Linked DNA regions of Mus musculus: region 1 is linked to region 2. The links are chromatin loops, found by intact Hi-C in ENCODE. Cell type or tissue: heart. All regions are shown on one strand. Each heading gives the region's core, and the rest is flanking DNA. Links, peaks and the distances in the headings are about the cores only.

Region 1 (15,189 bases), core at 3,541-11,540, 92 kb before region 2:
ATCACACCCCTGGACAGCACAGTGTCCAATGTTACCCTTATGGACATGTACATCGTGGCTTCCTTCCGTTCTTAGTGGGAACGATAATCTATCTTTTCTTTTCTTCAGAAAAGTCTAGGATACTATGTAGCCCAGGCTGTCCTCAAACTCTCAATCTTCCTGCTGTAGCCTCCCAAGTGCTGCGGGTTATAGGTTTGTATTATCATGACATAGCAAATATCTCATGCCAAATTACTGAAGTCTTACTAAGCCAGGCTGTGTCTTCCTCGTTCTTCCTCGTTGACATAATCCCCTCTCCTCCAATTCTTTGCTCATCAGACCCAGCCATATGGTTTTCTTTACTTATTGTAGTTTATTCAAGTGCTAGGGGTTCTGGCTTTCGCTCCTCATCTCTCTCCTCCAGAACACTCTGCATACCAAATGCTGGGTTTTAAAAAATCATTTGGACCTGTGTGTAAATGACATGTTCCTAGAGACTAATTCCATGAGCATTTTGTGTGTCATGTTACCTCTTTCCTTTCAACACCAGAATATGGATTACACGTGCTGGAACCTTGTCTGAGGTCCTTTCTCCTGTGACCCTGACGCCACGGAACCCATCTGGTGTATATCCCCCTCTTTAGATATTTGTCAGATGACTCAGTGGGTGAATAAACAAAAATCCTTTGAAGCTATGATGAACTCACTTTGCAAGGCTCTGTCTTTAATACATGCAATGCAAACCCCGTGACTCCCCAGCTCAACTAGCAGAAAGCCACAATTCTCCACCTGGTATGCCCATCACTTCAGCTATGTGGCAGCTTCCCTATGGCCAAGAACCAATCTCTAAAATCTCTAAACGGTCCAGTGAGCTGCCATTCATTGAGAGCTAGGTAGAGTAGAAGGGTCTTTGTAAGAAACTTTGACTATAACCTGAGAAAACCAGGACAGAGGTGAAGCCAAGGGTCCTGCTTAAAGGTTTTTTATGACAAAGTGTCATAGCTGAAGTGTCGATAGGAAGAGTTGGGGCTTCTGGGTTCACGTGCACAATAGCCTGAATGCTGCTCTTGAAGAGGGGAGCTGGCTGGGGCTATACCATGCCCTCCTGGGAAAGATCTGATACCCTAGGCTGGTGTGACTTAGGAGGGAGGGAGCACGCCAGTAGAAGTGAGTGCTCCCTCCCTCCAGAAGATGATGTCTGTCTTGTTGCTGAGTGGAGTATGTTTAAAGGAGGGCCGAGGAGGACTACAGGAAGTCTCTAACAGCCCATGAGGATGAGAAGACTCGCACACAAGAAGAGACCTGAATGCAGAATGGAAAAAAGCACAAATCAGATCGAACTCTACTGTCAGAATGGCAAGAAAGAACTAAGTCAGCTTAAACTAGCTCAATGTGTGTGGAGGCCTTGTTTCATGTCGGGATGAGTTCAGAATCCTAATGGAAGAGCAGGGGGAGGAGGGAAGTGTGCTTTATCTCTGCACAGACTGAAATGGACCACACCCTCAGGGGTCTCACAGATGGCTCTGATCTCCAAAGGCAGCTGGGAAGACTGACAGCTCAGAGGATGAAGGGCTTGTATTGTTTTGCTTTTGCTTCTGTTTTTGAGTTAAATGAGAATTTTAGGTGTGTGTGTGTGTGTGTGTGTGTGTGTGTGTGTGTAGAACCTAGGAAGATATATATTTTTTAACTTCAATAAACTAATATTGGGCTGAGGTTGTAGCTTATTTGCCCAGACTGTGTGTGCAGTGCACTAAATTTGATCCCCAATATCACAAAACAAACACATACATACATACATACATACATACATACATACATACATACATCTATTATTGAGCAAAAAAAGCTTGAAGCTAGAGGACAGTTTTATATTTAAATGGAGGATTTGGGGAATTAACATGAAAACGTATTATGGTACTTTCAGAATTCATCTGTTCTTTTGTTTTACAAAGAGAACTCAGGAGTATCTTTGGAAGTTCTGAAATATACATATTCCTTCCCCCAAAGAGGAAAACTGCTTCCGTTCACTGCTTTGGCCTATACTATACCAGTTACCATGACTAACACAAAACGCCTAAGTCTGGGTACTTTAAAAGTAAAAAGTTTACCAGCTCCTAGTGTGAAGGCTAAGGCATCTGATCTTGCCATAGCCTCCCTGATCCCATGGCATTACAGTAAATGAAGTCACCATTGGATCATGTGTAAGAGGAGAGACTAGTTCTGTGAGACAGGAGGCTAGAGAATAGGAAGGGCTTGCTCTGTATAGCAACTGGCTCACACAGGAACTAACTGGGTCTACTGGAAAACTATGTTAATCTTCTAAAAGAGCATCTATAATGATTTAACCGCTTTCACATAGCTCTACTCTGTACGTGTGTCTGTGTGTGTGTTTCATGTGCATTTGTGCACATCTATATCTATGTGTATAGAGGCCAGCAGTTGACATTGGGTATCTTCCTCATTTGTTATCCATCTTATTTTTTGAGCTAGGATCCCCCACTAAACCTGCAGTTTGCACTAAACTGGGTGAACTGCTGGGGTCCTGTCTCTGTCTCTCCAGCACTCAGATTATTGGCACATGTCATTCATTGAATTCAGGTTTTAAAAATATGAGCACTGGGCATCTCAACTGATGTCTTCATGACTGAAAGGCGAGAATTTTACCAAAGAAGTCTCCCTAGTCTTTGGCCTTACCTCCTAAAGACCTCATCACCTCTCACAGCACTGCACTGAGAAATTCAATTCTTGGGTCACAGAAGCATATCTACACCAAAGCAGCAGCTATGCAGGGTACTCTGGGCAAAGGATTCTGCGAATGCCATACCACAACAAACAAAGCCACCCACATGATTTTAATAATAAATATACGAAAGCAAAAACAAATTTCTCTTTGTTTGCAAAGGAAGAAAACCAAAAACTTCAGACATGAAAACAAGGGAGATAACAGAAGAATTGTTAAGCAGGTTGAGCCCCCGGAGCTAGCAGGAGCTAGTGAAAATAATTACTACTAGCAGAGGTAGATCATAGAACAAAAAGGACACTTTCCCTATATGCCAAATGAACAGAACAGAAAATGTAAAATGACAGGGAAAGAAAACTATTTAATAGGGCAAAGATATGTCAACAAAAGCGTATAGATAATGTAGCTTTGGCCCCCTCTTCCTAAGTTCTTATAACAAGGGTTAAAATGTTAAGGAGAGGCTAGGGAGATGGCTCAGTGGATAAAGCATGTAACGGTTGAGTGTAAGAACCAGAGTTCAGATCCTCACAGCCACTTAAAGTAGGGTGGGTGTGGCGATCCATCCCAGGGCTCTGAAAATGGAGGCAGGCAGTCTCCAGCTGGCTAGCTAGACTAGGTGGAATTGAAGAGCTCTGGGTTCAGCCAGAAGTGGTGCCTAGGAAGATGAAATGGAGAGCGATGGAGGACCACGCCCAGCTTCTACCGCTGACCACTACAAGCCATACACATGAACACATATAGCCACACATACACACATATAGAAACAAAACAGCAAGGATCCAGGTGTCATGGTGCACATCTGTAATCGGGGTTTACTGAGGCAGGAGAATTGAGAGGTTAGGGACAGCCTGGACCGGAGAGGAAGACACTGTGTCAAAAAGTTGTAAAGGAATGAATTTAAAAGTTAAGTAGTAAACAGACAGACAGACAGACAGACAGACAGACAGACAGGCGACTGGCCTGGTCCAGTTGCTTACAGAGATCACTGAGAAGCAGGGCAGGTCCTGACTAGGAACTGTGGGAGCAGGCCCCTACATGAAGGCTGAGGGGCAAGACTCAGCAGGAAAGAAGAGGGGGCTGGGGGTATTGTGTGGCTGCAGTCCTCCGTGACCTTCCCCTGGAAGCCGGTTATGTCCTCTTTGACATTAGGACGGAGTGGACTCTAACAGTTCTGCAGGGCCTTGGAAGGCATGTAGATAGCATGAGCCAGGAAGTAGCCAGGGATTTGGTAGTAAATCAGCTTGAGGAATAGTATATACAAATTAGTCATTTGAATCCACAGTCTATCAGTGTATTAAAGGCTCTGGCAGGTCGTGCAGCTAGAGAAACCAGTTTAATTCATCAATGTCTCCGCCAGCAGCCACGCAAGGAAGCCAGAACTCTATAGGCCACTCCCTCACTTCCTCCGCATGCGTGTTCAGCAGCAGCAGCAAAACTGACCATGGCATCCGCTCTGGCTGATCAATTGCTAATGCCCTCTCTTCCTCACGTCCCCGTGTTTCTGCCTGAAGTTTAACCTGCAGCGAACAACACGGAGGCACTCCAAGCGGACGTTTTCTTCTAGGTAAACCCTCTGCAGATGTCTGTGCAAGCTGCAATCTGGCTGCCCAAACCACTTCGGTCTTAGAGAGTGGTTTTGCAGGAGTCTCCTGTCTCAGGGCCTCCCCCTATCAGTTATGACTTAGGTAACACCCAGCTCACCTCGTTCCAAGAGCGCGGCAAAACGGACTCCGCAGAGTTGAGGCTTTTTGTTAATGGGGTCAGGTGCCCTGAAGATGTGGGATGACGCCTCCTGGTTGCAGCCAGGATGCACCTACTGCTGGCTTTAGGGTACTTCCCTCATCTCTTCTCAAGTTTAACCTACAGTCATTTGCTCACCCTTAGGGTGGTGGCTGAACAGGCTGTTTTGGATCGGAAGACTTAAAGCTCACGTTATTTTTCTTTTCAATTCTGTTTTAATTACCTGATGATAGATCACGCTGAAAGGATTAAGTCCAAATCACTTAGCATCTCTTCCCGAGAGCCCCTCCCACCACTGACCAGCCAGAGGCACTGGGGCTGAAACACTGGGGAAACCCTGCTGTCTCCTCAATGGGCCACTTGTGCTGTTTGCTTGCTGTTACTATAACACGCATGTGAGATGATTATCTTATGAAGAAGAAAGGTTTATTTTGGACTCCGGTTTAGGGATATAGCCTGTGGTCAGTTAGACCCATTACTTTTAGGTCTTTGGTGGGAGTCCCATATAGCAATGTCAGGGCGCACAGAGCAGAGAAAACAGCTCATTAAATGGCCAGGTAGGGAAACACAAAAGAGCAAGGTTAGGGTCCCACCCTCCCCTTCAAGGACTTGTTTCTGGTACCTCAAAGACTTCCCTCTGCCTCTTTCAGTGTCCACTCTACCTCAAAGCACCAAGCTGGAAACCAAGTCTTTAAATACACGGGCCTTTGGAGAATATTCCAGATCCACAGTAGTCCCATGCTTCCTCCAGGTTTTGCTCTTCTATAGTCTGTCGCTGGCTGTCCTCTTTCCTTTTCTCCCCTCATGGAGGGACAGCCTGTTTAAGGGACAGTCATCCTATGTCACAGCTTGCCTCTCCTCCCGTGGGCCTGCTGTACTTCCTGCCTCCTGGCCTCTGACAGCGCCCAGGGAAGAGGATTGATGGTCCCGTCACTGGGTGCATGATGCTTTTACTACTGGGTTTCTGGGTTCCATGTGGAGACAGGAAAGACTACCCACAGTCATCTCTAGCTATCAATCAAGAGCAGTGGGAGGGCAGAGACAGAGCTGGCACGGTCCACCCTGTGTAGGCAAGACAGGCCTGGGCCCAGTGGGTACTTTGCACAATCTTAAGGAGAAAAAAAATTTTTTTTTAAAAAAATGCTCTTCAAAACCAACATGGACTAAAAGATGATAAACTGGTCCAAAAGCCACCCTACTTGCGAGAGGGATGAGGAGGCCAAAGCTGGCGGAGCAGAACCGTAGGATGCTCTTCTTGTCTCAGGCAGTGCAGAGGAGCAGGCTGCAGACTCCCTAAACTGTGGTCTCTGGGGATAGGGAGAAGCTTACAGCTACTTTCTCTGAAAGGTCTCTGGGGATAGGGAGTAGCTTACAGCTACTTTCTCTGAAACAAGAACAGGTAGTTGGTGACTACTTTAGCACCTATGTACTTAATTTTTATCATTTAGTGAGAATCTTTCCCTTCCTTCCTCCCTACCTCCCTTCCTTCCTCCCTCCCTCCCTTCCTTCCTCCCTTCCTTCCTTCCTCCCTATCTTTCCTTCTTTCTTTCCTTTCCTTTCCTTTCCTTTCTTCCTTCCTTCCTTTCTTCCTTTCTCTCTCTCTCTCTCTCTCTCTCTCTCTCTCTCTCTCTCTCTCTCTTTCCTTCTTTCTTTCAATCAGAGCTTAGTGCACCTTTGCTAATTTTTCTCAGAAAATCCTGAAGTCAAAGGAACGGCAACCCAGTTTCCAGACCTTTGTCTCAGCCTTGCAATCACCTCTAGGCATTCTGGGTAAGCAGACAAACAAGCACGAGGCTGGGCGAGCAGGAACCACCCCACCGATTTCCTTTTTCAGACTTTCTTCATCAGGGAATTAGGACAACAGCGACTTAACAACAAGGGTTTGGTCTCCATAAAATTATTAATGTCACTTGAAAATACAGTAAGTTGAAAATTCACTGCGTACAGTTAAAGCAATCAGGTCACGGTAGAGCTTTCTTTCTTCCTGTCAGGGCAACAAGGCTGATGGGAGCTGAAGCTTCCTGCCCCACCCAACACGTAGAGGAGAGCCATTAAAAAGTCAAGATATGGTGTCTCCTGAATGGACATTTCATTCTTGCTACAGGAATAATAGTGATAATAATAATAATAATGTCAAATCATTAAAATTCAGAAGCCTGAGTAGTCATCAATTTATATTAATAAAGGTTGAAAACTCAGCCCCACACGAAGATAATCATAGACCATGGAAACTAAATGGGACAACAGGGTTCAGTTAGTCCCCCTCGCCCACATTTCACAAGGTGGATACAGACAGGAAGATATGCTGAGCTCAAACAGCAAAAGACTTGGTGGAATCCTGCAGCTATTTCCTCTAGAGGACAGAGACACAGTTTAAGGTCCTTTTTAAATAGCCACCATTTTCCAGTTTGGCTCTTTAGCAGCAGGACAGCAAGCAGAAGGACGGGCACAGAAGTGAGGCGAGCACTTTGAAGCGACAGGCACAAAGGGAGAGGGGCGTGAGGAGGCCACCTGAGCTTAGTTAGATAAATTCCTCTCTAAGCAAATCCTCACAGACAGGAAAGGGCATAAAATATTTATGTATGAATGGATATATTGAGTTGCTCATGCCTTTTTAAAAATGTCGTAATGTATGGATGCAGTTATATATCTTAATTGCTAATTCAATAAACATTATTAGCATCTACTAGACTAAACCCGTAGGGATTAGAGTAAAAGTGAGGATATAAATATTCATAACGAGAAGGGCAAACATTCACTGACGGTTATGCTTGATAGGCTGGACAAGCCTTGGCTTATTTACCCAGAACACTAAGTATGGTTCTTTCCCCACTTTATAGGTGAGGAAATGGAGACTTAGGGAGTGACGGAACCTGCCCGTGGTGGCAGAGCTGGAAGGTCTCAGGGCAGGTGGGTGGCAGAGCTGGAGGACGGTAGAGCTGAGGGTCTGACTCGGACTAGTGGGGTCCCTAACCATTAGGCTCAAGAAGCTTACATGAGAACTCTTCCCCACGAATTTGGACTAGACTAGGTGGAACTCATCCGAGCAAACATCACTCCCGCCAGGTCAAGACTCACAATGAAGGGAAGAAAAAAAATGAGGTAGGGGTCTTCAAATGGAAGAATGGAAAGGAAGGCTTCGGGGAGGAGGAACTCACAGGCAGGGGTGAGCAACGCAGGTGAGAGGAACGTGGGAAAGTGCACCTTAGAAACGGTGGGGCGGGGCTTAGCAGCCGCAAGCAACACATGCTAAGAAATGATGCGAGGGTTGGACTGCTCACATCCCAAGGGAATCAGCGCGTCTTGAGTTCAGTGTAAGAGGAACATGTCTTGATGCAACGAGGATGGAGCAAGATCTGGAGATGACAAGGTCACTAGTGGCCACTGGAGCGCCTCTTCATGGAAGCAGGCAGCGCGGCTGTCTGTCTGTCTAGCCTTCGAGTTGTGAGCTGCCAAGAGCTGCGGAAGCTGCAGAAAATAATTCATCTTTCCTTCCCATTCCCTTGGGTTTTAGCGACTCTGGAGTCTGGAGATCAGCAATAGACTACAACCAGGAGGTCTGTAAGGAAGGGGAGGCGTGACCAAGGAGAGGCTGGCTCCTAAAGGAAGCGTTTCTGTCCAACGTTTCTGTGTAGTGAGTCTGCCTTCAGAGAGCTGAGTGCTTGTTTAGCTAAGTCATAGTTTTCACACTAAGGACCATGAACCAGGCTAAACCACAGACACCAGCCAGCTGCATGACCCCGGTGCCTCTGGCAATGGCTGTTCATCTTTTCTAGTTTGCAGCGTGGGTTTTGTCTCATTCCCACTTCCTGCCCCTAATTCCTCTCTAACCTCCTGCTGTTTCCTCTGTTCCTGAGGGTTACCCATGTCATTCCTCACACGTTGGAAGCGCAGCGCCCCCTTGTGATTATGACCACTTACCTTGGACACTCTCAGAAAGCTGAACAAAGCAAAGAACTGTGGCTCCACCTCAAAAACTCGCAGCCTTGTCCTACCAGCTCCCCAAAACCATTAGCGCCACTGAATCGATTTTATTTACTAAAGTTTAAGATCCACTGTCCTGGGAACGGAGATCCTGGGAGCATAGCAGCTCAGAAGAAGGCCCAGTGACAGCCGTGGACACGCCTCCACTCTTCCCGTTTTACATCTCAGATGTGTTTCCCTTACCAGGGATCAGTTTCTGAGGATGGAAATGGCGTCTCCAGCTCCCAGAGCCCAGGGGACATTTATTAGATACTGTGAAGATGACTTATTGTTAAAGGGTCCCCTTCCCTTCTTTCTTTCTTTTTCTTCTTCCTTCTCTACTGCACCCCTCCCCCCCAGCCCTGGTTGGCATTGAGCATAAAACATAGGTTTTAGAAAGCGGTTAATGTTTAAAGGGGAACTCATCAGGTTAGGCAGGGCATGGGCAGGTTGCTCAACTGACAAACAAATCCACCTGCTTTGTTGCTCCCTAAGCTAACAGGAAGCAGCCAGGAGATGGTCACTCACCCAGCAGTGGCTCACACCACCTGGCAAGCCACCGACAGGGCGACAGCACAGCGTGCTGCAATAGCAAGAGGCTATAAATAGACTTTTCTAAGAAGCTGCGGGCTGGTGCTGGACAGGCCTGATGCGGAGGCCTGGTGTGTTGCCCTTCAAACAGATAGGGAACAGTTCTAGAAGGACACTATAGAATGTAAGCCTCCTCCCAGTCCCTCTTCTTTCCTATTTTGTTACCTATGCCTGAGAGTCTCCATTGGGCTCCTAATTGCTGGTTCCTAGCTTAACAATACTGGAGACAAGGGCAGAAATCCCTTGGTAGGTCTTCATGAGGGGAGCCTCGTTCTTATTGCCCCATACTTGTCTAGCTTCTTACTCCTTATGCATGACCCTCTCTGTTGGTCGACTGATGTCCTTCTCGCCTTTTCCACAAGACTAATTCCCCTACTCCTCCATTTGTTCATGTTTTCCCTGTTTGGACTCTTTGAATGCATTCCCCTTTGTTTATAATTGTGGTCTGCATTTTAAGCACATACACCGGTTCTTTACAGACCAAATACATGCATGTCTACCAGTCTGTGTGAAATATAAGAAAAGCTTACTTTTCATGGATAACCTGTGATAAACAAACATGAGCAGGAGTTTTATATTCTTCCCTGCCCACCACCAGGTCATTTTGCAGATTCTGTAGCGGATATCACTGAGCACAGTACCAGATCACTGCTGGGCTCTTGAGGTTGGTTCCAAGTCATGCATTTATCCACTCATTCATCATTTTAAGTGACTACTGTGCTCAAGCCCTGGGCTAGGCTTGGGAGCTAATAGGAAGGAGGCCCAACCTCTATTGCTCGGGAGCTCAGACTGTGGGAAGAGAGGTACACATAAAATAACTCCTTAAAGGGAGAAGAGAGAAATAACTGCCCATGAGAGTCAGGAGAAGCCTCACAGAGGATTATTTGTACTGTGGTGAAAGAAGAGTGGGGGTTTGCTCTGTTATGAAATGGAGAGAGGCCCTTCTAGCACAGGGAATGCAAGGGCACAAAGGTGAAGGAGGAGACAAAGGAGGAGGAGGAGGGGAGAAGGGAGGAGGGAGAAGGAGGAGGAGGAGGGAGAAGGGAGAAGGGAGAAGGAGGAGGGAGAAGGAGAAGGGAGGAGGGAGGAGGAGGAGGGAGGAGGGAGAAGAAGGGAGGAGGGAGAAGGAGAAGGGAGGAGGGAGAAAAAGAGGGAGGAGGGAGAAGGAGAAGGGAGGAGGGACCATGTATTGAGAAGCTATAAGCAGGTTACTAGACAGGCGGGACATGCAATACAGTGACACAGACAAGCACTGGAATGAATAGCTAAGGCCAGATCATGCAGACCCTTATCTACAGTGTCATTAAATCCAGCTTTCATTCCGAAGTTAGTGTGCGTCACGGATTTGTCAAACTCTGCTCTTTCCCAAGTGGCTTTTAACCCGTATCTCCAGAGTTCCCGGGAAGGAAGGCCCTGCCATTGACTTTCTCTCTTTGTACTTTTGTTAAGAAAGTGATGTCTGTGCAGCATTCCCACAGAAAACACTTATCTCTGAGGCTCATTAACCCACCACATTCCTTTCCTGAGACACTTCACCACAGAAATGGTCTTCCGGGACTTCTGCTCCTAGAATCTACCATTATCCTGTGTGTAATGGTTGCTAGGCATGGACCCCGCAGGCTTTTCATGTCTAAGGTACTCTTTCTCGGGAGGAAAAATATCACAGATGATTCATTCCCTCGTGGTTGGTACCTTTCTGTTGTTTTGCCAGGGAGGACCACTAACTCCCTCAAGCCTTCTAGGCTTCTTGCTTTGTGTCCAGGGTCAGGCGTTTCCAGGATCCTTCCTCCATGTTGGAGGCGTGGTTTGTGTTGAGGCACCAGCCCTCTCCTCTGCTGTGCTCTGCCATGTGCTGAGACCACTGGGCTGAGCTCTGGGACTTATCCTTACGTGCAAAGATGAAATAAAGTGAAGAACACCATGATCCAGAGAGAACGTGTATTGAAATAGAAATGACAGTGCTTGTGCTCTGGGCTGGGAATGACTGTTACAGATGATGAAATGAGGAGACAAAGGGGCCTCTGGAAGTACGTGACTTCCAGGACAGCTGACACTCTGTGCAAGAGGAGGCTGTACTAGAACAGGAACCGGAACTGAACAGGAAGTGAACGTGCTAGGCTCAGCCCTCATGTTGAAAGGCACACATCCTCTCTGCAAAAAAAAAACAAAAAAAAAAAACAAAAAAAAAAAAAAAAAAAAAAAAAAAACCAAAGACAGGAGCTCATTTGCCATCTCAGAACCTTGTGCCACATAGCTGCATTACTGCACTGTATCTCAGTTCTTGGCAGCCATGGAAAGAGGTATCCAGTAGCCACCACCTCCTGTGTGTGTGTGTGTGTGTGTGTGTGTGTGTGTGTGTGTGTGTGTGAGTGATGCCGGGATGCTTTTATTATTCTAGTACAGATTAGAGTTACTGACCGACTGGTTCTCTTTGGAAATGCTTAGAAAGAGAATGCAATAGGCATTCCTTGTTATTTTCCATATTCTGAGTCTCTTCTGGTATCTTAAAACTAGGAACGAGGCTAGGAAGGGAGAGACATACATAGTGAAGCAAGGACCTGACTCGTCATCGGAGACAGAGAGAGCCGTTCCCTATGTGACCATGAGTGTTGGCTTTGGTGTGAGTGTGTTAGAGTTCTCTGGTGGAACAGAACTTTCAGTGTTAATTTATGTAACAGAGGGAAGTTACTAGGTTGCCTTATTAAGACCTGGGCTGGGTAGTTCAACAATGGCTGTCTGAGAAAGCTGGATTGGGTAAAAACTTCTGCTTAGTCCAGGAAGCTGGAAGTCTCATCAAGGTGACCTGAAGACAATTGTGTAGATATATTCTCTTGGTTGCTAATCGATGTAGGAAGGTCCCATTGTATGGTACCAAATATATGGGAGTAAGCCTGGCTATCTAAGAAAGGTAACTGAACCGGGTGATGGCGGTGAATACCTTTTATCCCAGCACTTGGGAGGCAGAGGCAGGCAGAGTCTACAGAGAAGGTTCCAAGACAGCCAGGGCTACACAGAGAAACCCTGTCTTGAAAAACAACACAACAACAACAACAACAACAACAACAACAACAACAACGACAAAGAAAGGTAGCTGAATGTGAGCCAAGGATCAAGTCAATAAGTGTGTGTTAGGGTAACTCTCCAACCCAAATATGCCCCAGCAATGAAAACACAACTCCATTAATATGAATAAATACTGTGCACCTAGATTGGGCAGATCTACTGCTACACTACCATCTTCCACATCAATGAGACCCCTTAGAACTTGCGGTTTCTCCAGACCATGTGCTTCTGGCCGCTTTCCTTCCTTCCTTCCTTCCTTCCTTCCTTCCTTTTCTTTCTTTCTTTCTTTCTTTCTTTCTTTCTTTCTTTCTTTCTTTCTTTCTTTTTCTCCCCCCTCCCTCCCTCCCTCCCTCTCTCTCTCTCTCTCTCTCTCTTTCTTTCTTTCTTTCTTTCTTTCTTTCTTTCTTTCTTTCTTTCTTTCTTTCTTTCTTTCTTTCTTTTCTTTCTCCCTCCCTCCCTCCCTCCCTCCCTCCCTTCCTTCCTTCCTTCCTTCCTTCCTTCCTTCCTTCCTTCCTTCCTTCCTTCCTTCCTTCCTTCCTTCCTCTCTCTCTTTCTTTCTCTCTCTTTCTCCTCCTCCTCCTTCTCTGCCTTCACCTTCTCCTTCTTTCTCCTTCTTTCTCCTCCTCCTCCTCTTTCTCTGCACCCTCTCCCTTTTCCATTTTCTCCTCCTTCTCTCTTCCCCCCTTCCGCTCCACCTTCCCTTTTATCTACCCAATCATCTGCTCTCCTTTTTTTTTTTTTTTTTTTTTTTTTTTTTTTTTTTTTTTTTTTTTTTACAAATTAAGGTGGGAAGCAGGTTTACAGGAAATCACCTGAGTGCTGACTCTTTCCGTGTTCCCAACCCCTCACAGGAGAAAGGAATTAACTTCAAATATAATTAGCCCCAGGGCTGTCCACAACAAATAAGCAGCACTCTTCCATGACTTCTGCTTCAGCTCCTGCTTGAGGTCTCGCCTTGACTTCCCTCAGTGACAGGCTGGGAGAAGTATACGTTGAGCTAAACCCTTCCCTCCTCCAGTTGCTTCTGGTCTCAGTGTTTATCGCAGCAGCAGAAAGAAAACTAGAAGAGCCTGCCGAGAACTTCACCTATACTGTGAGGTACTTCCAGGCTCAACTGAGACGACAGACACTCTGGTCTATTTCGTGATGTGCTTAGAGGTTGTAGAGTGGTTTCTGGAACAAAGTGGCTGTCATGGTCTGGAGGTGAAGTATGCTCCCAAAAACTCATGCCTTTGGTTCCCAGTTGGAGGACTATGTCACTAGGAGGTGACTGGATCATGAGGGTTCTAACCTTTTCATAGGACTCATCCATCCATGGATTCATAACTTGATGGTGTCTGATGGGAGCAGGGTTTAGTTGGAGGAAGTGGGTCACTGAGGAAGGTGCCCTAAGAAGTTTCACCTTGCTTTCGATGCTTTCTTGACTTTCTCTGCTTCCTGGCCACCACTGGGTGGTGCTTCCCTTCACCGTGGGCACTGGTAACCACGGGCTGCAACCTCTGAAGATGTGAGCCCAAAGGGCCGACTTACTCCTTGTCAGTTGTTTCTTTCTGGTATTTGCCACAGAGATGAAAACTTACCCCTGTGATACATGAATGGAGGTTCAAATAATTTCACAAGTGTGGGCCAAAAGTCAGAAACTCTCCAGAGCACATACTTGTATGGTTATATGTGCTCCAGAACACATACATGTATGGTTATATGTGTTTCATGTTATTTTCTTACATTTAGAGGTTTTTTTCCTTCAACTGTTCACCCTAACTTTGGCTTTCACCTGTAGCTTGCCTATAGCAAGGCTTGGGAGACTATGGCCTGTGTGTCAAGCCCTGACCATGGATTTCTGTGCCACCCATGAGGTTGACAATAACTGTCAAGGTTTCCAAGGAATATACAATAAAAAAACAACACACAAAAAAGAACAGTCCACAGAGTTCTGACTGTAGTTCCCAAACTCTACAGTATCCACTACTTGTCCCTTTGCATAAACGATTGCTTGCCAACTTCTTCCCTGGGGATGTCCTCCTGCCTTTGGGCTATTGGCTCATCTTACTGGTACAGCCACCCTGGGAGATGGGGCACTGGTTATCGTGCCCATAGTCAAAGTGAGGCAATAGAAGACCAGAACAGTTATATAACTACTCCAAGGTCATGTTCATGCTGGTGAGGTTGGGAATGGGTCAGGGACTCAGAGTCGGGTCCCTTATCAGGAGGTGGCAGAGGGAGTGACTGACCAAAGTGACTGACCCAGCTCTTTTGTACGGGACAAAAGAGGTTGAACCCCATCCAAACTGATTGAAGGGCATTGGGTCTATCCACCCTTACTTAGCAGGCAGCTCATTGGGGGTGGGTGGGAAATATCATGAAGAATATTTGGAAACACTAGAAATGTTTAACTAGCCTTATTATAGACTTGGGCAAGCTGGGCAACAAAAGTTCACATTGCCCAGTAGACACTGTGTCTCAACTCCCCGAGAGTGACCCTCCCCACAGGGTGGCCTGGAAGGCCGTGAGGCTGGCTTCTACCAAGTGGCCTTCATGGCTCTTCCTTTCTCTGCTCTCTCACCCCGTCCCTTCTCCTCCACACAGGAGTGCTATGCAAACATCAGCTGGAGTGAATGAATGCTCACATTATCCACTGCCTCCAGCCTGTCAGCAGCTTCCCCACGGCAGCCCCCAAGCAGCCAGTGTGGAGCGCTCTGTCCCCAACATAAACAGCTGGCCAGGCTGAGCAGTGGCTTGTTTTCCTTACCAACCCAGGCAAGGTCTGACAGATACAGGGACTCCACCCGCCTCCTCCTGCTTGCTGTCCCCAGGGCTGAACAGGGGCTTTGTACCAGTTAATGCAAACCAGCTCCTGCTTATTAATGTCCTTGAATGCTACTCAGTGGAGTCCTGAAATCAAGATGTGTACAGGGTGGGTTCTGAGTCACTTTTAAGAAGGAAGAACTGGAGATTCCAAGACTAGGCTGCCTGTCTGCCAGAGAGCATTTAAGATGCCCTAATGCAAAATCAGGACTCTGAACAAGGTGACTGTAGACTCTTCAAAGAACCTAGAGTTCTAAGTCCCCGAATCCCTTCCTTACAGGCTTGCTTCGAAGAGACGGATTCTTATT
Region 2 (15,189 bases), core at 2,568-10,567:
TTTGGGTGGGGGGAGGGGAGGCCTTTGCTTGAGAGTGCAGGGCTGACAGGCGGCCTTTGTTGGCTTGGACTCAGAGAAAGTCCAGACTTCTTAGGAACTGAGCAGAAATTCAGTCTTGACTTAGTGTGGTGTGACACCTACCTTATAATTCAGCCGTCGGATGCCTTCAGCTTCATGTGTATGTAAACTAAGGAAGGTTCCAGCAGCTTTAAGGCTTAAGGGATTCAGGCAGAAGGTTAGCTTCTTATTTCGGGTTGACCACCCAGAAACAGCATCTCCATGCTTGCCCCGGGTCTAACCTCATATGTTTCCCTGGGGGACTTTTGAACCTAGTTTGATGGCTGGTTACACTTGGACCTCTAATGGATTTTATGTGATAGTACAATCTGGGCCCAGAGACAGAGGTTTCTAATCACAAATCAGAACAAATATCTCTAGGAAGGCGATAGTCATGATAGACTGAAAACCCTGTGGCCCGGATTACAGTGAGAAATGACTATCTCTTACTCCTGGAACGGGTGGCTATGCTACCTCACAGGACAAAAGGACACAGGGACCTGGCAAAGGCAATCGACTTACAGGACTTGAAATTGGCTGTTGCTGCTGGACTGGGATCCGGGAAACTGCCAGGAAACAGGACCTGTTCATCTTCAGGGACTGTAACAGACCCCTGAGGTATTCGAAATAAAGGAGGCTATATTATGGCCACAGGTTCAGAGGTTCGAGTCTGCGCTTTGGGTCTGTGTCGAAGCAATATATCATAAGAGAAGTACAGCAGTGTGGCAGAGCAACATAGCTTCCCTCCTGATTAGCATGAAGAGGGACAAGGACCCCGGGATCTCAGGATCTCCTTCAAGGGCACACACTCCTCAGTGACTTAAACACTCATGGAAGCCTCTAAACAGTTTTACCGCCTTCCAACAGCACCACGCTGGGGACAACATTTTACTGGCTGGATATTTGGGATACAATTAAGATCTGAGCTATCACAGCTTGCTATAAGAAAGGGACAGATGGGAGGGTTAGAGTCAGGAGAGGAGAGACAGTCATGAAGGCAGCATTGGGGTGAGGGATTTTCAGGTGCCACCCTCCTGGAAGGCAGAAGAACGGGTGCACACTAAGAAGCTGAGTGTCCCTTTAGGAGCTGGATGGGTCAGGAAAGAAGATCTCCTCAAGAGCTCAGAGCTCACTGCAACCTTGTATTAAACAAGACTCATTTAGACATCTGATCTCTGGGCCCGTAAAGATATTTGTGTCGTTTCAAGCCATTAAGTGTGTGATAATTTGTTATGGTACAGTAGAAAACAGCTGCTATTAAACACTTTTTAAAAATATTTTTTAATTAGGTATTTTCTTCATTTACATTTCAAATGCTATCCCAAAAGTCCCCCATACCCTCTCCCCCTCAACCCCCTACCCACCCACTTCTTGGCCCTGGCGTTCCCCTGTACTGAGGCATATAAAGTTTGTAAGACCAAGGGGCCTCTCTTCCCAATGATGGCCAACTAGGCCATCTTCTACTACATATGCAGCTAGAGACATGAGCTCCGGGGTATTGGTTAGTTCATATTGTTGTTCCACCTATAGGGTTGAGGACTCCTTTAGCTCTTTGGATACTTTCTCTAGCTCCTCCATTGGGGTCCCTGTGATCCATCCAATAGCTGACTGTGAGCATCCACTTCTGTGTTTGCTAGGCACCGGCATAGCCTCACAAGAGACAGCCATATCAGGATCCTTTCAGCAAAATTTTGCTGGTATATGCAATGGTGTCAGTGTTTGGAGGCTGATTATGGGATGAATCCCCAGGTGTGGCAGTCTCTAGATGGTCCATCCTTTCGTCTCAGCTCCAAACTTTGTCTCTGTAACTCCTTCGATGAATGTTTTGTTCTCAATTCTAAGAAGGGGCAAAGTGTCCACACTTTGGTCTTCATTCTTCTTGAGTTTCATGTGTTTTTGCAACTTTATTAAACACCTTTTTAAAGATTTGTTTTTATTTTATGTATTCGAGTGTTTTGTATGTATGTCTGTGCATCATGTGTATGCAGTGCCTGCAGTGGCCTGAAGGGGGCACCCTATCCCCTGGAACTGGAGTTATAGGTGGCTATGCGCCATTATGTTGGTGCTGGGAATTGAACCCAAGTCCTCTGAAAGAGCAGCCAGCGCTCTTAATCTATGATCTGCCTCTCTGGCCCCATAATAACCATTTTTAAAAACCTAAATGCAAATGTCTGTGATAATGGATTTGGCAACTATTAAAGAAAATGTATGTATTGTATTTTCAAGAGGAGTCAAGATATTTGTTGTGATTTTTATATGAAGTGATCCACCAAAAGAGTCATATATCAAAGGTTGAGTCCCTACTGGTGAATCCAATCACTGTGGTGATTTGATCGTAATGATAACAACCTTATTGGAAGCTGGAGAATGTAGGTCCTAAGAAGGTATGCATCTGAAGGGTATATATAGACTGGAGCTCTGTCTGTCTGTTTGGAAGTGAGCTGTTTTATGCCTCACCACAGGCCCAGAATCGATGCAGCTAAGTGATAGTCAAAACCTCTGAAACCACAAAGTTACAATGAAATTTTCCCTATGTAAGTTGCTTTATATCAAGTGTTTGCTGCACTGGTAGAAAAATGCCTAACACAAAGACAGAGAGGGAAAGATGAAACATTCAAATCCAGAGACCAATATGTCAGGAGTTTGGTGACTCCTCTATCGCTGGCTAGATCACAATAATCTGTTCTAATCACACTGTCACCAGAATCCAACTCGGCCCAGACGGTTTTCACATATTCGTCAATATATGGAACACCGTATTGGGATACAGATAATGACCTTAGATCTTAAAACGATGCTCCAAGCTTGCCAGCCTTTTTTCCCTTCTCTATGACTCTACCAGGAGCTTGACTATGGTGCATTAGAAGTAATGAGCATTCTCCAAAAACAGCAGCTGAAGCAGAAAGACCTTCAGAATTCGCATCCTTTGGCAATAAATAAATAAATCCAGCTAATTAAAATACTTATTCTCAGGGTTCTCCCTCGGCCATCTTATTTAGAAACAACAATGGGTATAATATCTACAGTATTGGGACCAAGAACATCTTGTTCTAAAATCCTGGATCTCAGAGCCAGTGTCTCCAGCTGTGGAGACCGTCTGGGAACACCCATCACTCTCTAACCCATGGTGCTACTTTATTATTGCCATAAGAAAGCTAAAGCTATGTCATTTATTTGCTTATCCCATCCCATTTCTTCCTGTTTGAATATCAGGGCCACAAAGGCAGGAGCCGTATCTACTTCCCTGTTGTCACTATCACATCTGGAACGGTGTGTGATTAATAGTGTGTGCTTAAACAATAGTCCTTGAATGAACAGCCCATTATAAACTGCCCAAAGGTTCTTTGGTGAGAGAGCAGGAAGCCAGGGCTTGCTGGATTCCTCCAGTGAACCTGCACTGTGTGCAACCTTATGTAAGCCCTGTGGCAAGGACACTGGGGTAGGGAGGTACCGTTTCGTGTGTGCACTGTGAAGTTAAGAAGAAGCACGTGAGGTCAGGTGTTCGACCAGACAAGCAAGACGCCCTAGTGAAGACACAGCCTTCATACAGAGTGTGTGACCCTCCTGACTGTGGCGTTGCTAAGCAGCCGCATTGAACGAATGGAAATGTAAGAGGAGAAGAGGTGATTAAGAAGAAATGTAAACACGCATGAACGCAGTGGACAGCCTCTAAATATGCACATCACTCAGGCTGAGAGTCATTCCACTGTTTAAAGAGACACAGCCTCCCATACAGTCCTGTCCCTAAGGGGAAAGACATCAACTTCATTTGGAAGACACATCACCAGGGCTGGAGGAAGTAAAATAGCGTGCTATTATAGATTCCCTGTGTTTTCCTACATCCCATGCCTAAAACACCACCTGTCCCTGCCACCCCGCCCCCAACACCTGGAACCCCAGTGTCCAGCATTTCTTGCCCACTGCAGAACGTCATGTCTAGACTCCCTTCGCCTTGCCCTGTACTCCCCAGAGCTGTCAAGAGCTTCCAAGAAGAAGCAGCTTACCATCTGGCCCTACTTGTAACTCACTGGACATAATTGGAATGTAAGGTCCAAGTGATGGAGTTCCCTGTCTCACCCCTGTCCTCACCCTGGACCGCTCCTTTAAGCTGTCTTCCTCGGTCTTACTCTCTCCATGAGAGCTGTATTGTAGCTGATCCTCCTACACAGGGAGAAGCCCTGTCACCCAGGCCTCACTGAAATGTCACCTCCACAGAGGAGCCTTTTCATTGTGCCCTTCCATCCCTGCCTAAGTCTTTGAATAGTGTTTAACACTTTCTAATGCTGAATGCCTTTAAATGCTACTGAATGGCAAACACCTCAAAAGCAGGAATGCTCTGTAGTGACCAAGCCAGGACATTCGTTCAACAGGTTCTCCAGCACAGGAGTGCAGATTAAAAAGAAAAAAAGACAATAAGACAACATTGTAGCATGACCCCAGCCAGTTCTGAGGCTCTGAGGCTCTGAGGCTGAGGCAGGTTTATTTTTTTCCCAATCCTCCCCCCCCCCCCCCCCCCCCCCGCAAGACAGGGTTTCTCTGTGTAGTCCCGGCTGTCCTGGAACTCACTCTGTAGACCAGGCTGGACTCAAACTCAGAAATCTGCCTGCCTCTGCCTCCCGAGTGCTGGGATTAAAGGCGTGTGCCACCACGCCCGGCTCTCCAATCTGCTTTTATACCATTTAAATACGTGCAGGTAATAAGGGCAAGCAGTACAATAAACACAAATAGTCAAGGAACAAGCGAGGCAGTAAAGAGAGTCCCCTGATCACTTGTTCCTAAGGGCTTATCAGGATGACCAAGATATCTGAATCTACTTCCCTGTCCTAGCCCCAAGTCATTATTCTTGCCTACTCAAATTAGACTCCTGCCTGAAATTACTTCCTTGTCTTTGGCCAATATCAGATTCCTGCTAAGCGGCCCCCAAAAGCTCTCCACACTGTAGCCCTTTGGAGGAAATTGCCTGACATTAGGGACTCCTTGTGCCATCCTTCTTGGGAATTGGGGAAGCACATAAAATTCAGTAAGGCTTTTTCTTAATTAGTGGTCAGTGGGGGAGGGTCCCGCCCACTGTAGGTGGGACCACCCCCTCAGCTGGTGACCCTGAGTTCTATAAGAAAGTAGGCTGAGCAAGCCAGCCTTGGGAAGCAAGCCCTCCATGCAGCCCTCCATGGTTTCTGCGTCAGCACCTGCCTCCAAAGTTCCTACCCTGTTTGAGTTCCTGCCCTCACTTTTTCCTATAATGAACAGTTCTGTGAAAGTGTAAGCTGAATAAGCCCTTTCCACCCCAAGTGTCTTTGGTCATGGTGTTTCACCACAATAGGAACTGTAGCTAAGACAATTTCCTAAAACAATCAATTATGTGCTGGGTATTTTATGTCCAATTGACACAAGGTAAAGCCATCCGAGGGGACAGAGCCTCAGTTTAGAAAATTCCTCTGGGATATCTAGTTGTAGGGCATTTTCTTAATTAGTTATTGATGGGAGAGGGCACAGACCATTGTGAGTGGTATCATCATCCCTAGACTGGTGGTCCTGGGTTCTATAAGAAAGCAGGCTGAGGGCTGGAGAGATGGCTCAGCAGTTAAGAGCACTGACTGCTCTTCCAGAGGTCCTGAGTTCAAATCCCACAACCACATGCTGGCTCACAACCATCCGTAATGGGATCAGATGCCCTCTTCAGTTGTGTCTGGAGACAGCAAGAGTGTACTCATAAATAAAAATAAATAAATAAATCTTTAAAAAGAAAGAGAAAGAAAGAAAGAAAGAAAGAAAGAAAGAAAGAAAGAAAGAAAGAAAGAAAGAAAGAAAGAAAGAAAGAAAAAAAGAAAGCAAGCAGGCTGAGCAAGCCAGTAAGCAGCAGCCCTCCATGGCCTCTGCATCAGCTCCGCCTCTAGGTTCCTGCCCTGTTTGAGTGTCTATCCTGACTTCCATTGATGATGAACAGCAATATGGAAGTGTAAGCCAAATAAGCCCCTTCCTCACCAACCTGCGTTTGGTCACAGAGTTTCATCACAGCAATAGAAACCATAAGACAAGTCACTTCTTCCTTCAGCCAGAGCCTCCCCTGTGTAGGAGCTCAGAATGGACGCTGCTGTTGGTAGCCATGGGGAAGAGAATCCACATGACGGATGTATACTAGCTTGAGGGAAGTGGAAGGTAGTCTCCTTTTCGAGAATCAGCATGGCTGCTAACTCTCAAGGAATCAGTGTTTTAACCAATGGGGCTTTGGTACACGCACGGCTGCGGACTCTAGGCTAATGTTATCACTTTCCATCCACCACAAACCCCTGTGTGATGGGGAAGCTCCTGCAGCAACAGGCAGTCTTGGCATAGTCGTGCCTGTCACTGCAATGTTTTACTCACTCTCATTCTTTGTCTCTCTGTTTCTTTGTCTCTCTTTTTGTCTCTCTGTCTCTGTCTCTCTCTCATTAGCCCTTGTGTTAACCACAGCTCTATCAAGAATTGAACACACACCAGGCGGTGATGGTGCACGCCTTTAATCCCAGCACCTGGGAGGCTGAGGCAGGCAGATTTCTGAGTTCGAGGCCAGCCTGGTCTACAGAGTGAGTTCCAGGATAGCCAGGGCTACACAGAGAAACCCTGTCTCGAAAAACCAAAAAAAAAAAAAAAAAAAAAAAGAAAAGAAAAAAAAGAATTGAACCACACTCAGCCTTAAGGCTAAGTCCTTAGTTTCTTCAGGTTTAATTTCTCTCACATGAATGACGCTGGCTCTCTCTTATTCGACTGAACCGAATTAAGTGCTAAAGAGACTGCATAATTAGAAGATAAAATTACAGCAAATCTAATTTCACAGATCTTAATTAGTTTTATTTGCCATTCCAGAATTAGACAATAGTGCTAACTGACAAAGAAAGGTCCAGAAAGCCCTGCCCGGCATATCAAAGGAAGTGACACAGAAAACAAAGTAAGCCACACGAAAAGGCTGACTGGCCATAGCTCTGTCTTCCATGAACTCGGTCCCAGTAGTTGGCTGCTTGTGACTGGCTGGGATTCAGCTACAATTCCAGTTATAGTGATGTTTTCATATCAAGTTAGGCTGTGGTTCATTAGACACAGAAAAACCCTTAGGCCAAACTTAAAACATAAAGCCAAGCTTAGTTTGTGATGAGAATGGAATGCAGCTCTCCTGATACCATGCCATAGACTGCATATCCTATGTGTCCACTGTGGGGTTAGGGCCGCCCTTTCTATATTTATTTTAGGTGCTCAAATACGTGGGCAACTATAATGTAAGGTAGTGTCTACAGTCTTTACTGATAGTTGAAAATTCCTCAGTTTTCCCAGCATCCCCTCATTTATTCGATGGGTTCTGGTACATCAGGCCCAGAGCTCACAGTAGCTAAGAGCTGGGGCCTCCTTGTGACCACTTTCTAAGAGCAGAGCAGGCTGACTGTGGTTTGAGTTCCATACATAGGATTCCTTGGAATCCGACTTAGGTAGAAGGGCTGGGTTCTAGCATCTGACTTGAGACATATGGGCATCCTTTGGAATTCTGCAACTCTGTGTAGCCCTGGCTGTTCTGGAACTCACTCTGTAGACCAGGCTGGCCTCAAATTCAGAAATACGCCTGCCTCTGCCTCCCAAGTGCTGGGATTAAAGGTGTGTGCCACCATGCCTGGCAGGAATTCTGTAACATCGTGGGGTTTGGCCACGAGAGATAATTAAGAACCAATTCACAAGGCACATTTATTAACTTGTAAGAGACCATGACTTTCTCAGGCCCAAGTATTTACCATCAAATGTTCTTGCACTTAGTCAAGAAATGTCCAGCACTATGAAGTGGTGCAAAGAGATTGGATTCACGAAGCTGAAGATTAAGAATGTAAATCTCACCGATGAGGAGGTGCTGGGGTCAGGACTGGCACACAGAACTGCGTCCTCTCTAACTGTTAGCAACCTCTCTCTTATTTGGCTTTGCCCTCAGCTTCTGAGCCTGTGAAGGTGAGAGAGAGCCCAGCCTTCACTGACCAACAGTATGCACGATCTACAATCTGAATCTTGCATGGCTCTCCACGGGGCTTATGTTTGGAAAGCTCGTTTCCTAGCTGGTAGGGAGTTTGACAGGCCACCCCATCTCCAAACACCCCCCTCCCCACAGCCTTGAGACTCTGTTTCCTACCCACAGCTCACTTTCCTCATCCGGGTCTGAGATCTCTGAGTCTAGACATGAAATGATATAGTTCTTGTGGGAGAGCAAGAGATAGCTTCCTGGAGAAGACAGCTAACCCTTTAGGATGAGCTTTAGTGGGGTGGGGGGAGGGGAGAGAGAGAGAGAGAGAGAGAGAGAGAGAGAGAGAGAGAGAGAGAGAGAGAGAGAGAGAGAGAGAGAGAGAGAGAGAGGCTATGAGTGCAGGTGAGATCAGGCCTTGGAGTAAGATAGCAGCTGGGATAGTATGATGGGTTCTTGCATGGAAAGAGATGAACCACATGAAGAGACCACTTAAAGCACTTGTTCTCAACCTGTATGTCACGACCCCTTCACAGGTTAATGTACCTTTCCATGGGAGCCACATATCAGACCTCCAGAGTGTCAGATATTTTCATTACAACTTCTAACCATAGCAAAAATGCCGTTATGAAGTAGCAATAAAAATTTTATGGTTGAGGGTCACCACAACATGAGGAATCGTGGTAAAGGGCTGCAGCATTAGGAAGGTGGAGAACCATTTGCCTGACTTCCTTAATTATGGTTGGTTTGGTTCAGGGACCTTGCTGGTGGGGCTCTATAGGTGAAGGGCATTTCATTTCTCTTGCCATCATCTTCCTGTCATCACCATAGTCTCCCTGTCAAACTCTATCTCCCTGTCTTAAGTGGTTGTACATGTCTACCCACTGTGTGTGAAATGTACGTGTCTACTCACTGTGTGTGAAATGACCTCACTCCAGTCGGCATGACAAAATCATGAGGAAAAACAAATCGAATCACCCCATGAGCTGAGTGGATGCTGTTCAACAAGACTTCGTGAGTATTCGACCCAGAACTTACTTGGAAATATTTCTCATAACTCGCTTTAAAAATAGCCTCAGCTAATCATAGGCAGTAAGCCAACCAGTGAGTTATATAATTAAGAACCTCACGTTGGTTCATATCCAAATAAGGTAAATTCTATGTCATAGCCATCCATCTATGGCAAGAACCTAGGGTGACCAATCAGATCTCTCCTCCAGTTCGCCCCCATATTGAACATATACAAGTTTGCCGCTCCTATTGGGGGTGAAGAATCTCAGTTTGTTTGAATGTTGCCCAGTCTGTACAATGGTCTTTGCTCGGATATGCTCCAATAAATTCTGTTTGTCTAAATACTTCCTTTTAACACTATTATCTTTATGTTTTGTCTAGAACGGTATATATATTAAATGGACTAAACTGTATACATTTATAGAATCTTAAAATAAATTGCTTTTGAACAGGAGGTTCTTTCTCTGTGCACATCAGTCTCTAAGATAGAACTGGACAATGTACTGCTGTGGGAAATAAAACCTGTGACGTAACCTGTGGAACTGAGGTGTGAACGGAGCAAATTTGGGATCCAAGCTTCTCTTGGAGATGCATCTTTGAAAGCAGGTAAAGAGACAGAGGCATTTCACACATATGCCATCAGGGTGCATTAGAGGGCATTTGCTAGTAAGCCCAGAGTTAACCAGAGAGTGTTCAATAGTCTCCACTCTCCAAGATTCCCAGTGAACCTGATATTTAACTAGACACTACTGTTGAACCCCTGGAAACAGGACATTAGATATATATTTGGCACTCAAGCGCACAATAAGGCTAACATTAGCCCTCTGAATAGATGGTTTTCAGATGTTTCTCTGTGTGTCTTGATAATTATTATGACACCAGACACACAATCACAGGTACATATGTAATTATTTGTATGACATATATATTTTATGGGTAGTGTCACCACACACTATTGTCAATTTTCTACCTGTGTGTTTTAATAATTACTGTGATTCAATGCCCATGTATAATTTTATACACATAGAATTACATAGAATTAATATATAATATAAATAATACTCTTCAACATGAGCCATATATTTTTTTAATTACCCAGTCCCTGGTGGATTGGATTACAGACCATAACTATTTTTCTTCTCTTAGCTATGTGCATAGGGGTCTCTCCTCCTTGGATCTTGAGCCCCGGATAATCAAGGGTACCCCAGCTGAACACCCTTGGCTCTAATAGAGCACAGAACAGCTGCACCTGGAGCAGGTTACCAGACAGGCTTGTTAACAAGTCCTTCCCTCACTAGCTCCTGCCAAAAGTTGTTGTCAGGATATCTTGTTACGAACAAGATAAATTAGAGGTGGGAGCCTGGCCAAGGGTGAGACTCCTCTGGAGTTATCCCAAAGGGACCCCATCCAATTGTTTAGGCTGATTGCCTGGCTGAGCCAATCAGAATTTTCAAGAGACCAGGTAAGCACTTTTGCTGAACCCATCTACGTCCTGGTTGCCAGACACCAAGGTTGAAGTGAAACTTGAGTGTACAGTTGCCAAATCTCTTTCTCTGTCGCTCATTTTCCTTTCTTAACAATGCAGACAGTCACTGCAAAGCCACATAGACAAGGACAGAATTCCAATGCCTGCCCTTGCTGCAGCTGTATGGGATCACCTCTTGCCACCCTCTTCCTGGAACTGGGACTCGGGGTCTTTTGGGTATTCCACATCCTGGAGGAGAGCCTGGCCTGTCATCTCACCTTCATCCTTCCCTCCATCCCTCTTCTGCAACTGAGTTTCAAAAGTCACTTCCAGCCAAAGTTTTCCTGTGCATGTGACACTGCCAGGCTAAGATTGATTTACCAAATAAAAGGACATTAGAAATCCACAGAGTCAGATCAATCTTTAATGAAAAACCAACAAACATTAAAAAGCCACCATTAAGTAGCTCAGGGTTGAAGGCAGCTCAAGCTAATTGGCACCCATAGGCTTTCACTGGCTGCCAAGTTCCAGGGAACTGGCTGTCACCCCAGCTCCACCAAAGGAGGCCAACAGGGCCCAGTTGCTAATTAGGGGGATGTGGGCTGCAAAGCGCCCCTTTCCAAATGCACTTTCTTCTTTGCATAGACAGTGCCCTGAAACTTGTAACTTGCCGTGATCAGTAGCGAAGACGTTACTAAGTGGCGTCTGTTCTCGCTCCATAGAGCATTATCAACCAGCTCCCCAGGGACCGAGGGGCAGGAGAAAGGAAGCCATACTTGGAGGGCGAAGTGTATTCACAGTGCTAGAGCAATGTACGGTGGTGTATGAAATTGGATCTTTGGAGAGATAAAACAGAATGACTCCCTTTGCAAACATTTAATTGTCAGCGTTTTCTCTAATTAACTGGTTTCCAACTATTTTTTCCCCAACCCTAGGCACTCATTAGAAGTCCCTGGTCTGGGGGCTGGATGTCTAACACAAGCTGCTATCCAGCGATTCTGGAGATGGAGTCTAAGTATCAGCAGTCATTGCGGAGCATCTCCCAACATAATTGTCCTTAGTGGGGCAGGGTCAAAAACTTCTGTTCCAAGAATAGACAATTGTTTCATGACATTATTTTTCTTTTGTATGAAACAGGGTCTTGCTATATAGTCCAGGATGGTTATTAAGTTTCATCCTCCAAAGGGCTAGTACTGTAAACCTGTGACTTCACTTGGCTCAATATAGTTGGTCCTCCTCCTCTTCATCCTCCTCTTCATCCTCCCCCTCCTCCCCTTCCTTCTTCATGCATATGTGTGTTATATATACAGATGTGTGCACATGTGTGTGCATGTGTATTCTTGTGTGTAGGAGTCATTGTCAGGTGTCCATTGCTTCCCACCCAACTTTTTTGAGATACAGTCTTTCACTGAACCTAGGACTTCACCGGCTTGGCTTGATCCTCTGCCTCTGCGTCCCCAGTGCTGAGATGACAGACACAAGCTGCCACACTCAACGTTTTATGTGGGTGCTGGGGATCTGAGTTCAGTTAGTTCCTCAGACTTACATAACAAACACTTTACTGATGAGTCATCTCCCCAGTCCAGGGTACCTTTTTTACATAACAGTTTTACAAACACATAACAAAAAGGTAAATGTGTCATCTAGGACTCTAAAAAGGCCTTAAACATGCCATTTCTACTTTGTCCTCATGGCTTTGAATATATCCATTCATGGAGTAGTTCTTGTCTACAGAATAGTTTCTTTTTTTCTCAGAGACATGCATCAGTTTACAAGAACTGCCATGACAAAATGCCACAGGCTGGACAGATTAAACCACAGAAACAGGTTTTTCAGTTCTGAGGCCCTGACAGCTGAGTAAGATCATATATATATATATATATTTTAAGGTTGTTTCTCTGAGAGAACCGGTCTCCTTGGCTTACAGGTGGCCATCTTTTCCCTGTGTTCTCACACGGTCTTCCCTCTGGGTGAATTTGTGTCCTGGCCACCTCTCTTCATAAGGTCATATTTGGATTGGGGCCCATGAATATGAGCTCATTTTGCATCAGTTTACCTGTTCAAAGGAACCTTGTCTCCTCCAACTAATTGCATTCTGGGATACTGGGGGTTAGGATGTCAACCTATGAGCTGGGAAGAGGGACAAAATTCAGCCCATAAGGAGCACTTTTGAAGTCAGAGTAGATGTTTTTAAAATGTTCATGGAGGAGTGGGGTTTACAACAACTCTACTTTAAGACAAGTTTATTTAATAAAGGGGGGGGGAGACACTGAGAACGAACAGAAGTTGCCCAGGCGTGTGTACTGTAAAGGCCTTGAACCACAGCCCATCAAGATGGGAAATGTTGCCAGAGGGAAAGAGTCCTGGGGCTCACTGAAACTCACTCCAGCTACATCCTTGTAAAGATGCCATCGATTGTCCGCCCATCTGGGCTCTCAATGGCCTCCCTTGTCCGAGTTGGCCCAGACAGCCCAGGTTGCTGTTAGAGCATGGTGTCATAGATCATCTCTTCCTAAAAAGTCTCCCTTTTCTTGGCACGGCAGTCGCTCATGAATTTATAGGAATTAAAAAGACAATGCACACTACATCATGGGAGTCCTAGACATCCGTTAAAATACCATATTTTTTTCACCTTAATTAATTCCCAGGGCTGGGAAGATGTGACCTAACTTCAATTTCCAGAATCCACATTAAAAAGTGTGGTGTGGTGGTATGTGCTTGTCATCCTAAAGCTAGGGAGACAGAGATGGGAGCAGAGAGGAACCTCCTTCTGACTTGCTGGCCAGCATGTCCAGCCAGGCTAGCAAGTGCCAGGCTAAGGAGAGCTTGGTCTTAAAAAAAAAAAAAAAAAAAAAAAAAAAAAACCAAAAAACAAACAAAAAAACCATGGCTGATGATGACTGAAGAGGAACAAAGAGAAAGATTGACTACTGGATTCCACATGTGTGTGCACATATGTATACCTGTACATACACAAATGAATAAAAATAATAAATAAATAATTCTGTAAATATGTGGCTGCTGGAAAATCCCACCCCTGTGGGTTTGAACTTAAGCACTGTGTTTAACTTTCTATAAAATTGGATGATTCAAGAAAGAGAAGAAAGAAGAAGAAGAAGGAGAAGAAGAAGAAGAAGAAGAAGAAGGAGGAGGAGGAGGAGGAGGAGGAGGAGGAGGAGGAGGAGGAGGAGGAGAAGAAGAAGAAGAAGAAGAAGAAGAAGAAGAAGAAGAAGAAGAAGAAGAAGAAGAAGAAGAAGAAGAAAAAGAAAGTAGATCAGATAGAAGATTGCAAAGTGTGTGAGCATGTGTAACATGTTTGTGTGTACAGGTATTGTATTTGCTTATGTATGATGTACAGGTGTGGGGATATGCACAATCAAGGAACTAAGGTACCAGGGTTGTAGGAAGCTTACCAACTGTCATGGAGAGGAACTACCACTGCCACTATCTGAGGTGTGGATTTAAAAGACCCATCTGGAGGGGGCTGGAGAGATGGCCCAGCATTTAAGAATACTGGCTTCTCTTTCAGAGGACCCAGCACCCATACTGCAGCTCAAAACCAACTCCAGTTCGAGGGAATCCAATGAGGCCCTCTTCTGGCCTGATCAGCAGCAGGTACACATGTGGTATACAGACAGACAGCAGGCAAAATACCCATTTACATAAAATAAAATACACTTAATTTGATCTAAGTATTTAGTAAAAAGAATGTGTCTAGAGAAAGTTGATACGATGATTGATGACTTGTTTGAGAATGCCCCCCCCCCCAGAAACGGCTGCCATATTTGGTTATCAGTTGGTTGGACTATTTGGGAAGGATTAAAAATATGGAGATATGGTCTTGTTAGAGGACGTGTGTCACTGGGGTTGGGCTTTGAGGTCTCAAAAGCCTGTATCAGGCCTAGTCTCTCTCTCTCTCTGTCTATCTCTTTCTCTCCCTCCCTCCCCCTCCCTCCTTCCATGAAAATGAGGATGTGAAGCTCACATTTACTGTTCCAGCACCATGCCTGTTTGTTCCCTGCCAGGATGATCATGGACTGACCTTCTAAAATGAATTACATTCTTTCTTTTATAAGAGTTGTTTGGGTCATGGTATCTCCTCACAGCAGTGGACCAGTAACTAAGACTCTATGAGCCCAAGTTTGTGCAAATGAATAGTTCATTCCCATGACTTCAGCTTCAGGAAAGGCAGAGGTAGTTGTCATTTGTATAAATTTCATCTCCCTGTCCTGCCACTGTCCCCTTCCTTCAGGGGTTGGTTGTTGAGAAGACGTATGTACCGCTATGTGCAGAAAACGACATAGACACTGAAACAGTCACTCTTCTCAATGGGCTTGGACAGGAGCCAGTGCATGTTGTCTAGAGAAGTAAGGCAGGATACAAGTGAAGAAATAGGAAGATTTTAGTCAGTGGTAAGCTAATTCCACTGGGATCAGTCCAGGTTAAGCTGAATTCACCTTGAGTTGCACAGAGATGGGCGAGAGTTTTGGTCTGGGATGAACTGACCAAACTCTTGCTTGGATCTATACCAAGGCAGAGTGTTATGGGGAAAGCCAGTGGGAACACCGCCACTCCTCTCAGGGCCGTGAAGTAGAAAAGAGAAGGAGGAGCAGGGCAGTTATCTCACAGACTCTTTCGGGGATACACCTCTGATGACCTAAGAGCTCCCACTAGGCCTTACCTCTTA

Evidence for each region. A loop is a pair of places that touch in the nucleus more often than their neighbours do. Peaks named below come from ENCODE experiments on the same cell type or tissue, not always from the same donor. Only the 100,000 strongest peaks of a DNase experiment are listed, where the experiment ranks them.
Region 1: it touches region 2 in a loop (2.1-fold over the local background); 2 of 42 quality-filtered maps call a loop at or near these places.

Annotation. Positions count from the first base shown.
Region 1 is chr8:35,197,487-35,212,675 of GRCm38, forward strand. No RefSeq gene overlaps it. Among named protein-coding and RNA genes, the nearest start is that of Gm34474, 14 kb to the right of the region's middle. In heart, for the core only: a CTCF peak has its summit at 8,357 (motif pointing left); DNase peaks (open chromatin) are centred at 8,335 and 9,015; H3K4me3 peaks cover 1,204 bases; H3K27ac peaks cover 4,273 bases.
Region 2 is chr8:35,290,168-35,305,356 of GRCm38, forward strand. No RefSeq gene overlaps it. Among named protein-coding and RNA genes, the nearest start is that of Gm34647, 36 kb to the left of the region's middle. In heart, for the core only: no CTCF peak of the experiment used is centred there; no DNase peak of the experiment used is centred there.